Linked DNA regions of Homo sapiens: region 1 is linked to region 2. A link is a loop called in an ENCODE intact Hi-C map of the cell type or tissue named here. Cell type or tissue: heart left ventricle. All regions are shown on one strand. Each heading gives the region's core, and the rest is flanking DNA. Links, peaks and the distances in the headings are about the cores only.

What was found. Peaks named below come from ENCODE experiments on the same cell type or tissue, not always from the same donor. Only the 100,000 strongest peaks of a DNase experiment are listed, where the experiment ranks them.
Region 1: it touches region 2 in a loop (4-fold over the local background); 43 of 110 quality-filtered maps call a loop at or near these places.

What each region holds. Positions count from the first base shown.
Region 1 is chr14:44,911,286-44,917,683 of GRCh38, reverse strand. LOC101927418 (a long non-coding RNA gene) reads left to right here and starts at 5,767. Exons shown (of 3, transcript NR_110050.1): 1 at 5,767-5,927. In heart left ventricle, for the core only: a CTCF peak has its summit at 3,848; DNase peaks (open chromatin) are centred at 5,333 and 5,493; H3K4me3 peaks cover 2,026 bases.
Region 2 is chr14:45,131,451-45,137,772 of GRCh38, reverse strand. It overlaps FKBP3 (FKBP prolyl isomerase 3), which reads left to right and starts at 3,292. Exons shown (of 7, transcript NM_002013.4): 1 at 3,292-3,424. The coding sequence starts at 3,317. It overlaps FANCM (FA complementation group M), which reads right to left and starts at 1,843. Exons shown (of 23, transcript NM_020937.4): 1 at 1,234-1,843; 2 at 532-704. The coding sequence starts at 1,741. RefSeq lists enhancers at 1,640-1,689, 2,352-3,222, 3,316-3,535, 3,223-4,094 and a silencer at 3,169-3,346. In heart left ventricle, for the core only: CTCF peaks have their summits at 2,842 and 3,055; DNase peaks (open chromatin) are centred at 1,622, 1,882, 3,242 and 3,512; H3K4me3 peaks cover 4,626 bases; H3K27ac peaks cover 2,097 bases.

The DNA of each region.
Region 1 (6,398 bases), core at 996-5,995, 220 kb after region 2:
GTTCCCACTGAATAGAGGAGTATGTCTGGGAAAAGTTTTATAGCCAGATTTTAAAAGACCAATATCATATATGTCTATATATACGTATATGTGTATGTCTATATATAGATATATGTGTATATCTATATATGTCTAAGACATATAGAAATATATATCAAAGTCATATATACACACACTATATGTGTATATATACATATGTACACACACTATATACGTATATACGCACATATATGGTGTATATACGTATATACACACACACAGTGCGTGTGTGCGTGTACACACACACAGTGCGTGTGTGCGTGTACACACACACAGTGCGTGTGTGTGTGTACACAGTGTATATATGTGTGTGTACATAGTGTATATATGTGTGTGTACACAGTGTATATATGTGTGTACACACAGTGTATATGTGTGTACACACACAGTGTATATATGTGAGTGTACACACAGTGTATATATGTACACACACAGTGTATATATGTGAGTGTACACACACATAGTGTATATATGTACACACACAGTGTATATATGTGAGTGTACACACACAGTGTATATATGTATGTGTACACACACATAGTGTATATATGTGTGTATACACACACATATATAGTGTATATATGTGTGTATATACACACACATATATAGTGTATTTATGTGTGTGTATATACACACACATATATAGTGCATATATGTGTGTGTATATACACACACATATATAGTGCGTATATGTGTGTGTATATACACACATATATAGTGCGTATATGTGTGTGTATACACACATATATAGTGCGTATATGTGTGTGTATACACACATATATAGTGCGTATATGTGTGTGTATACACATATATAGTGTGTATATGTGTGTGTATATACACACATATATAGTGTGTATATGTGTGTATACACACATATATAGTGTGTATATGTGTGTATACACACACATATATAGTGTGTATATGTGTGAATACACACATATATAGTGTGTATATGTGTGTGTATACACACATATATAGTGTGTATATGTGTGTGTATACACACATATATAGTGTGTATATGTGTGTGTGTATACACACATATATAGTGTGTATGTGTGTGTGTGTACACACATATATAGTGTGTATGTGTGTGTGTGTACACACATATATAGTGTGTATATGTGTGTGTGTGTACACACATATATAGTGTGTATATGTGTGTGTGTGTACACACATATATAGTGTGTATATGTGTGTGTGTGTACACACATATATAGTGTGTATATGTGTGTGTGTGTACACACATATATAGTGTGTATATGTGTGTGTGTGTACACACATATATAGTGTGTATATGTGTGTGTGTACACACATATATAGTGTGTATGTGTGTGTGTGTGTACACACATATATAGTGTGTATGTGTGTGTGTGTGTACACACATATATAGTGTGTGTGTGTGTGTGTACACACATATATAGTGTGTATATGTGTGTGTATATACACACATATATAGTGTGTATATGTGTGTGTATATACACACATATATAGTGTGTATATGTGTATGTATACATGGTGGTATCTTAGTTCATTTGGACTGCTGTAACAAAATACCATAAACTGAGTAGCTTATAAGCAACAGAAATTATTTCCCACAGTTCTGGAGGCTGGGAAGTCCAAGATAAAGGCAGATTTGGTTTCTGGTAAGAACACTTTTTTTCTGGTTCATAGGCGTAATCTTGCTATGCCTTCACATGGTAGTAGGAGTGTGGCATCTCTCTTGGGTCTTTTTTCTAAGGGCACTAATCCCATCCAGGAGGGCTCCACTGTCATGACCTAATTGCCTTGCCCCACCTCCTAATGCCATCATTTTGGGGATGAGAGTTTCAACATATGAATTGTGGGCAGACATAAACACTGAAGACTATGGTAGGGGGATAAACAATTTTGGATAGTATCTGGTGGTTAAATGGTTAAAGATTTTGAACAGGAACAATATGGGATATTTTACCATTTGATGTCTAGGAAACTTTATTCACTTTCTCTTCAAATTTTTGCTTTGCTTTGTTCTTGCATTTTAAACTAATTCATGTATTTAACTTTTTAAAACTATTTTTACATTGTAATTTGTTCTGTGATCTTCATTTCCACAGAAATACCAGCAATGGTTTTCAGCCAACAAACTTGAAATATTTGCATAGAATTTAATTTTCTGCAACAACACTACACACTAATTTGCTGTAATTTCTTAATAAAATATTGAAAGAGGAATCCATAATGGTAATGTTACTGGGTGGGAAGTTCTTAACTGTGAATTGTCCAGGTTCTTGGCGTGTTGAACAAAGAATTGAACAAAATACACAAAGTAACAAAAGAAAGAAACAACAAAAGACAAAGCAACAAAAGAATAGAGTAATGAAAACACAGATTCATTGTAGTGAAAGTACATTCCACAGACTGGGAATGGGCTTCAAGAGGCAGCTCAAGAGTCCCGCTACTGAAATGCTCCCCAAGGTTTTTATAAAGCCAAAAGAACATGGGCAACACCCCTACATAACATTTGGAGGCCTCCAGTTGGTTACACCCTATGAAGGATTGGCCTACGACCAACCAGAGGCTGAAGTGGAGGCTTGCCCTGCAGTCAATCACAGATTGAAGCGGAAACTTCTGTCTTGTTATCACAGGAGCCAAGATGTAGCCTGTATGCTGCCTAATCTTGCCTAGAACTATCTGCGCCTGCTGTTCTTTTGCTTATGCATTAACCCTTGGTTACCCTAATTCCCTATTCTCCTGCCTCAGCAGCTAGCACTTTCATAGTGCTTACTATGTGTCAGGCAGTAAGTGCTATATATAGTAATTCATTTAATCCTCACTACAACCTTATGAGATATATTCTAGTATTATCTCCACTTTACAGTGAGGAAACAAATAGGTTAAGTCACATGCCCAAAGCTACACAGCCCATGACTGAGCCTGGATTTGAATCCAGGCAATCTAACTTCAAAATCCGGATTTAACTGCCATATTCTTGCCTTTCCTCGACAGCCTGAAAACACAATCAATCAAGAACTAATGATAAAAGAGATAATTCATTGATCATATAGCATGATTCACTTAGTCTGCAAATCCAGTCTTTTTCCTGGGTGAAAAAGGACAATCCTAAATTAGGTCTTCTGGCATTTTATAAGCTTGCTGAGGATAAAATTCCTAAGCCTTCTCAAAAAGAGAGCTGAAGGAAGAGGGGGAAATTTCAGAAGCCATGAGGGTTGGGAGGAAATAGGTGAAGAAACCCCAGGGGTCAGTTTACAAATAATATTTTAGCGGGAATGTTGGCAGAGAGCACAGCCAACTTTATCAAACGCATCTTGGTTGTATATTTCCCCCGACTTATGAGTAGGTAGTATCACAGAACAGAAGGAAAATTTGCTCGCATCACCCAAATTATAAAGTAAGTTAATAGCTGGTCGTGGTGGCTCACACCTGTAATCCCAGCACTTTGGAAGGCAAAGGCGGGTAGTTCACTTGAGGTCAGGAGTTTGAAACCAGCCTAGCCAACAGTACAATTTTTGTACTAAAAATACTAAAACACAAAATACAAAATACTAAAAATAAAAAAATTAGCCAGGCATGGTGGCACATGCCTGTAGTCCCAGCTACTCGAGAGGCTGAGGCAGGAGAATGGCTTGAACCCGGGAGGCAGAGGTTGCAGTGAGCTGCGCCATTGCACTCCAGCCTGGGCAACAGAGCGAGACTCTGTCACACATACACACACTAAAAGTAGGTGAATACTTTTAAGGCCAAAAAAGTTCAGGTATTGTTTTCTCTCCAGGTCCTTTACATTCTATGCCGTGGAGCTTCTACCACCTAGTGTTTTTGAAGAATACTGCAGGAGCTGGGAATCAGTCCTTTTCCTTCAGAATTCCAGCGGACATTTACCAAGTGCTTAAAGAAGGCCCGGCGGGGCGCAAGGGCTCACGCCTGTATAATCCCAGCACTTTTTAACGCCGAGGCGGGTGGATCAACTGGAGGCTAGCGTTTCGAGACCAACCTGGCCAACATGGTGAAACCCCATCTCTACTAAAACACAAAAAAATTAGCCAGGCATGGTGGCGAGCCCCTGCAGTCCCAGCTACTCGGAAGGCTTGAGCCCGAAAATTGCTTGAGCGCGGGAGGCGGAGGTTGCAGTGAACCGAGATTGCACCACTGCACTCCAGCCTGGGCCACAGAGCCAGACTCTGTCTCAAAATACTACTACCACTACTACTACTACCACTACTACTACTACTAGTAAAGAAGGCTTATCCCAAGTGACCCTCTCACATATTCCCTATTATCAGAAAGAGAAAAAAATTGAGGTTAATTTGTGTGGATTACTTTAGCTGTGACATATTTTCTTAAAATTTGAAGGTGTTTGAAAATTTTTTATCTTTAAATGTAAGGCTTATAGCATTCTAGTAGAAATAATGGCAGTTAGGCTTTGGGGGTAGAAGAAATAGTACTGTGTCCGGAGTTGGTGGGTTCCTGGTGTTGCTGGTTTCAGGACTGAAGCTGCAAACCTTCATGGTAAGTGTTAGAGCCCATAAAGGCAGCACGGACCCAAAAAGCGAGCAACAGGAAGATTACTGCAAACTGCAAAAAAACAAAATTTCCACAGCCTGGAAGAGGACAAAAACCAGCTGCCTGCTTTTATTCCCTTATCTGACCCCACCCACATCCTGCTGATTGGTCTATTTTACAGAGAGCTGATTGGCCCATTTTACAGAGAGCTGATTGGCCCATTTTACAGAGAGCTGATTGGCCCATTTTGACAGGGTGCTGATTGGTGCGTTTACAAACCTTGAGCGAGACACAGAGTACTGATTGGTGCATTTATAATCCTTTAGCTAGACAAGGAAGTTCTCCAAGTCCCCACTAGATTAGCTAGACACAGAGCACTGATTGGTGCGTTTACAAACTTTGAGCTAGACACAGGGTGCTGATTGGTGCGTTTACAAACCTTGAGATAGACACAAAGTGCTGATTGGTGCATTTACAAACCTTTAGCTAGACATAAAAGTTCTCCAAGTGCCCACCCCACTCAGGAACCCAGCTGGCTTCCCTAGTGGGTCTGGTGTAGGTCCGCTGGCGGAGCTGCCAGCCGGACACACGCCCCACGCCCGCACTTCTCAGCCCTTCCGCGGTCCATGGGTCCGGCCGTCGTGGAGCAGGGGGCGGCGCCCGTCGGGGAGGCTCCAGCCGCGCGGGAGCCAACGGTGAGGGGGCTCAAGCATGGTGGGCTGCAGGTCCCGAGCCTTGCCCTGCGGGGAGGCGGGTGAGGCGCGGCGAGAATTCGATCGCGGCGCGGGCGGGCCTGCCGTGCTGGGGGAGCCGGGGCACCCTCCGCAGCTGCTGGCCCCGGTGCTAAGCCCCTTACTGCTGGTGGCCGGTGGCGCGGCCGGCCGCTCCGAGTGCGGGCCCGCCTAGCCCAGCGCCCACCCGGAACCGGCGCCGGCCCGTGAGCACCGCGTGCAGCACCGGCTCCCGCCCGCGCCTTTCTCTCCACACCTCCCTGCGAGGAGAGGGAGCCGGCTGCGGCCTCGGCCAGTCCCATAGTGGGACCCCTCCAGCGCAGCGGACGGCTGAAGGGGTCCTTGAGCGCGGCCACTGCTTGAGCGCGGCCAGAGTGGACGCCGAGGCCGAGGAGGCGCGGAGAGAGAGCGAGGACTGCTAGCACGTTGTCACCTCTCAGTACTATATAATTGTCTTTGAAATAGTACTCTGTAATTGTAGAGGTAGAGGAAATAGTACTGTATAATTGTCTTTGAAATCACAAGCTGAAGAATCTGTAATCTTTTTCCTTTACAGATCTCCTCCGGGAGTGGTGGGCAGCTACTGTGAAAGGCCTGGTTCAAAAACCTCACAGCGGTTGTTTTCAGAGTTGTCCCTCCTGTGTACTCTCAAAGCCCCAGGTACCTACCCTGCCATAGTATTTCGTTTTATACTGTCATCATTGTTTTACTCATTTTTCTCCCGCTGTAGGCATGTATACTCTTCCAGGGCTGAAAGCATATCTAATTCAAGTAGCAAATGGTAGATACTCAATAAGTATATATTAAATGAATGCTGCAGAGAAAATATGTCTGATATTACCTTGTTCTAGTTTGCAGCCCCCAAATCAAACCTAGCCTGCTTGGGAAAGGATTTTCCTAGCTGGTGGGCCATTTTCTCCAAGCCTTAACCTGGTCTCTTCTTAACTTGAGCTCAGGTCAGCTCTCTTGTGTTTTTTCTCCTTCCCAATCCCTTTCCACTGCCCTAAAATTCTCATATGTTGGGTATGCGGAGATACTTACTGTATCTGCTTCTCTCCTCTTCAAAAACTCTCTCAGATTTTGTCCACCCTGCCCTTAAAGCTAATTACGTTGAGTGTATTTTAATCTTTC
Region 2 (6,322 bases), core at 1-5,000:
AAGAGGGAAACAGAAAGTCAACTTCATTCAGTGCAAAGATATGAATGATGTTTGCAACCACATCCCACTACTTCATCTTATTTTATATTCCTGGAGTACTCAACTGGAAGGCACTGTGTTAGGTATGTGGCATACATTATGTCATTATTTTACCTAGCCGCCAAGAAGAGACACCGCATATCCACTACCAATCTTTATTAATTTCAAAACTCCTTTCATACCCTATTTTAGATCACTGTCCCAACCATGACTAGGCTCTCATGATCTACATCTGACACTAATTATCTGGTTAGTCTTAAAATAGAAGAAAAGAAAAAGAAAACAACAATAACAGCAAAAGGCAGTGAAGACACTGATTTGAATGGATGACAGAAAGTACAGATATTCTTTATCACCATCTGTTCTGAGATAATAGACGTAAAGGCTTTTTATAATAATATTGTCAATAACTTCCATCACTAGTAACTATTCGCCAAAATTCTCTTTAACAGTACAGTTACAATACAAAATACCGTTTAACAAAATTATTACCTGGCAATAAGCATAGTTTCCGAGAGCTTTATGAGCTTCATCAATAACTAAACACTTTATTTCAGCAGCGGGACAAGCTCCTCTAGAAAGGTCATTTACCATGACCTGAGGTGTAAGAAAAAGCACTCTCTTACTGCACCATATTTCCTTCCTGGTGGAAGCTTGTGTAGACCCTGAAAATAAAAGTGACATTCTACATTCTAAACTTCAGACTGTTATCTATAAAATATAAATAGTCTGGCTTTTTCAGAATGCAAACATGCTTTGGTAACATTAAGAGAAAAACAATTTGACAATTCATCGGAATGCTACATTTTAAAGTTCTGGTGTGGTCCAAATATCAAAGCTGGCACTTATCTAGGACTACAACCAAATTGTCTTTAGAAAATTCCTACAAAATGGCATATTTGAAGAGAGGCAAATTCTTCAACTGAGAAATCTTTTTCAGGAAGAATGCCAGGAAATATCATGTTCAGTTACCCATGGGGTATACGCACATAATAGCTTCAAAATACTATGACAAGCTGCAGATATTCTCTGAAGATTGAATAAAGCAACCCTATTCATCAGTTTTGGGCTTGCTGCAAGTAGAGAATGTTTTAAGAGGGAGGGCGTAAGATGCACATGTTGTAGCTTGGGAACTATTCCACATGGGTCAGGAATTCCCAGCTCTTACTTCAAAATTAGTCCAGTCTAAGATACCTGTCATTTCGGCCATGTGGGATTGCGGGATACCCATCACCTGGTAGCAAGCCTCGATCTGCTGTGTCACCAAGGGTTTCGTTGGGGCCATGAAGACCACCTTTCCTGAAGGGAACCAGCGGTAGAAATTGTACATGACCACGGCGGCAATAAAGGTCTTTCCCAGTCCGGTAGGCAGACACACCAGCGTATTGCAAAACAGAGCAGCCCGGGAAATGTGCAGCTGGTAGTCCCGCACTGGGCAATTGGTAGGGTAAATCCACAGGGCGCCCGCGGAGGTGCAGAACCCGCCATTCTCTAGACACAACTGCCGCTCAGCCTCGTACGCCGCGACAAGCAACACATCATCGTCCGACTCCAGCTGAGCCTCCGCTGCTGCTGGCAAAGGCGCCTTGGAGCTGCCAGGGCTCTGAGGTCGCTCAGTTCCGGAGCTGCAACCCGGAGTCCCAGATGATCGGGAGATACTTGAGCCCCACGTCTGAAAAAGCGTTCTTTGCCGTCCGCTCATTAGGCCGACAACCACCGAAGGCTTCTGTCAGATATCCGTAGCAGCAGCAGCTCAACCGCTACGGTTCCGATCCCCATCGGTTTCCTTCGCACAAAACTCTGGAACGAGAAGGCGGGACTAAGGCCAGTTTATCCAGTTGAAAATGCCGCTACTGAGTTTCCGTTGGGAATGATTGGCTGGCTTCCCGGAAACCTTCACAGCCCTGCCGGAGACTCATGCGCATTATTAAGGCGTTACTCTAAATATGGTCCCCGGTGCGGTTCCGGTGTTTTGTTTTAACAAACTCTAAATTTAAGTTCCGTTTCCAATGATTAGATGGCTGGGCGTCATTGCTAACGTGATAAATCACTTAAAATGTTATAATAGAGATTTATTGTAAAATATTACATACCCGGGGACAATGGAATAGCCACCAGTTTGGGAACTTAATGTTATTGAGCGTCTAACGTGCCTCATTCCTTGTACTTTTAAATCAGAATATAAAGTGAAAAGCAAAAATGTGTAGATGGAATAATTTGTCTTATATCTCTATCTGGGCTGAGAAAACAAAATGCCAAGTCTCTTTTTCACCGCGCTGGGAGTGGCAACCCATTATTTTAATATTTTCATTGTTTAAAGGGAAGTGAACGTGGTCTGGTCCAGCTATTCGTCAGAATTTTTTTTTTTAATGCTCCTTGCAAAGCAGAGCTAACTCATAGGCAACATGCCCAGAGTCAGCCTACATTTTTTTAAGTAAGGAGTCCTGATGTTCAACTATTAAATCTTTATTATAGGTAAGAGCATTATAATAAACGTCGGTGTGCAATTATTCCACTCTAACGAAGATTTCTGTCTCAAATAATTCCTGACTTCTCTCTAAACCTGACTTTGAGTAACCTCTGTAAATTTGTTTCCTCGTGTACTGAGAAAAAAATATACATCACAGAGTTACGAGCATTAATAATGTCATTCTCATCAGCAAGTGGCATCCTGAGTGCGGCTTCTTTATAAATTGTTTTATTTGTTAAAGTTTCTGAACTTCGTTTTGGACAAACTTTCTCGTATTTGTATGGGGGGAAGGGGATGGGCAGTTTGTATTTAAGTTTCGGTTGTGTGATCTTTAAAAGGGAAATGGTGGGATATGGGTTTTCGGATCGACAAGGACTGAAGCACTTCAGGTGTGACTTTTTAGGCTAGAACTAGATAAAACGAGATAAGGAGCCTGAATGCTGTTTTCTTTTAACAGGTTATAGACTGGACTTTAAAGGCATAGCTGCCTTAAATGTGGGTAATGGTTGATAAATGTCGCTACCATCAGAGGTCGCTTCACAAGGTGTCTAATTCAGAATCGAAGATCTCTAGCGGTCTTCTACTCAGTCGACTGCAGAGACGACCGCGGTAGGTTTTTCAACCCGGACTCAACAAAGAAGCCCTCATAGCACAGCCTTGACGTCACTCAAAGACAGGCCCCAATCCCGACTGCTAGAGCAGAGGCCCGCCCCTCGACCTCCGTGAGTGGCCCCGCCCCGCCCTAGGGGGCGGGGCGATGCCGAACTGCGGCGGGCTGGCTCAGTAAAGCGGAGGCAGCGGGGGAAGATGGCGGCGGCCGTTCCACAGCGGGCGTGGACCGTGGAGCAGCTGCGCAGTGAGCAGCTGCCCAAGAAGGACATTATCAAGTTTCTGCAGGAACACGGTTCAGATTCGGTACCAGAGGCGTAGGGGCGGCCGGGCTGGTGCGGCTGAGGGACGCCTCACCCCCCTGGAGATGCCCATACATTCCGTATTCCTCTGTGCCCCCGCCCTCGTCTTCCCGCGGCCGGTGGCCTGGAAGGCCGGAGAGGCCCAGCTTGTGCTTTGGTGCCTCGCTCCCGCCTCTCGGGCGTTCTCTACTGGGGCAGGGGAGCAGCTTTATTTCTTGGGGCACACAGGCTGCAATTGTAGAGTTAGAACCTCATTGGGATCCTTGAGTGGGGGTGGAGGCCAGAAAAATAGGAACCCGAGGATATTGGGGGCTAGGGCGGAGAGGCCGAGGAATAGTGGTGTGGATGAGACTCCTGGGAGCGGGGCGCCGGCTACTAGGGAAATGGGAAGGGATGTGAAGATTTCTGTGGGAACGGTGTATCCAACTTGCTTTTCTCAACAGTTTACTAAATACTGAACATTAATGCGTGTGATTTTTAAAAAATCCGTAGGTTGTGGTTTAAGTTTTGATTTAACATATCGACCCTTTAAATGACCTTTTCACCTTTATACTTTAAGGGAGCTACATGCACATTTCTCTTGTGCAGTGGTCTGTCATTGTTATAAACAGACTAAGAAATTTATTTGAAATGCTTTATACTGTAGGCTCTCCATTTGTCAGCATAGTCTCCATCTTAACCATCCGTCTATAGTCAAGTTATTTTTGTTACACTTGTTTTTCCTTTGGAAAATAAGTTCATTCATGCACCTGTTAAATTGCTGAAATAGTTGTGCACGCAGCATTCTCTTACAAGCGGCAGCCTGCTTGTGTTTTCTATACAATTTTTAAAATTCTAAACTTTTCATTTAGAAAAACTGTTTCTGGGTTTTTTTGTTTGTTTGTTTGAGACGGAGTCTCTCTCTGTTGCCCAGGCTGGAGTGCAGTGGCGCGATCTCGGCTCACTGCAACCTCCGCCTCCCGGGTTCAAACGATTCTCCTGCCTCTGCCTCTCGAGTAGCTAGGACTACAGGCGCGTGCCACCACGCCAGGTTAATTTTTTGTATTTTTAATAGAGACGGGATTTCACCGTGTTAGTCAGGATGGTCTCGATCTCCTGACCTCGTGATCCGCCCGCCTCGGCCTCCCAAAGTGCTGGGATTACAGGCGTGAGCCACTATTTCTGGGTTATTTTGAGAAGCTTATATTTTATTTTCATTTTGGGCGGGCGTCATGACAGGGAGATAGAAGAACTCTCCAACTTCCAGTGCCTTCTTCCTTAATTATTATCCTGGCATCCGCATCTTAGATTAATTTAGCAGATATTAATACAACATCTGTAACAAGAACTATTCTCAGTGTTTGGAGGTACAAGGGTGAAAAAGAACATGTGTCGGGGATCTTACCCCATTTTAATGGAACTATTTTCTCTTAAGCCAATTCGTATTTCATCTGAAACAATAGAATAGACATCATTAACATTTAATAATACCTCAGTCATGTACTTCATCCATCATATTCTTATGAAACAAATCATGCCATGTGGAATCGTATGTAAAACTGGGCCACGTGGAAGAATTTCAACAGACTTGGATTATCAAAATGTTTTTATAACATTAATCTTTTAAATGCATAGTCTCGGTCGGTCGTGGTGGCTCATTCCTGTAATCCTAGCACTTTCGGAGGCCAAAGCGGGCGGATCACGAGGTCAGGAGATCGAGACCATCCTGACTAACAGTTGAGGCCAGGCATTGAGGACCAGCCTGGCCAACGTAGCGAAACCTCATTTCTACTAAAAATACAAAAAAAATTAGCTGGGCCTGGTGGTGGGCGCCTCTAATCCCAGCTGTTCGGGAGGCTGAGGCAGGAGAATCGTTTCAACCCAAGAGGGGGAGGTTGCAGTGGGCCGAGATTGGGCCACTGCACTCCAGCCTGGGCGACAGAGCTAGACTCTGTCTCAAAAATTAATAATAATAATCTCCGGTGATCATTAACACTTAGACCTATACTTGACAATAATTATTTTATTAATCATAAGATATCAAAGAGATGTTTATGCTTTTATGCTTTGGGTATTTTCTGGAATCTTTAACAAGAAACCACCAGCATGCTAAAGGTAACTGATTACTTCCGTTTAGTCAACTTTGTCTCCTTTCCCCATCAGCTGTTATTTAGAACATATCTTTGAAAGAAAAAGCAAAAGAAAAAAATACAATAGTGATAGTGTTAGCTGTTAACTGCTAATAATGTTAACTGCTTTATCAAAAGCTTAGAAGATGCCAAAGGACAACTTTGAGAATGTAACAAAATTAGGAATTAAGCAAGGACCACAAGGCAGAAAAAGAAGCAGAATAAAATAAGGAAACAAAGAAGTTATGGAAATCCTCACAATTACGTGATTTTCAGATAAAGTTATACTACGACTTGCTATTTCAGCAGTAGTATTTTAGTGTCCATCTGCCATCTTAGCAGTCTTATATTTGAAAGAAAAGCAATTCCGCTGTTACCTTGAGTTATTAAATACAGTATTAATCATAATCCCAATATTTATTAAGTTCTTACTGTGTGACAGGCTCTATGCTAAATGCATTAAATGGATTTTTGCATTTTATCCTTATATCAACTCTTTGACGTAGACGCTGTTATTAATCTTCCACTACAGATATGGAGGCTGAGTCTTTAGACAAGCTTAGTCCCCTGTCTAGTGTCAGACAGCTAGGATTTTTTTTTTTTTTTTTTTTTTTTTGAGACAGAGTCTTGCTCTGTCACCTAGGCTGGAATGCAGTGGTGCGATCTCGGCTCACTGCAACCTCCACCTCCCAGGTTCACGCCATTCTCCTGCTTCAGCCTCCCGAGCTGGGACTACAGGCATGCGCCACCATGGCCAGCTAAATTTTGTATTTTTAGTAGAGATGGGGTTTTGT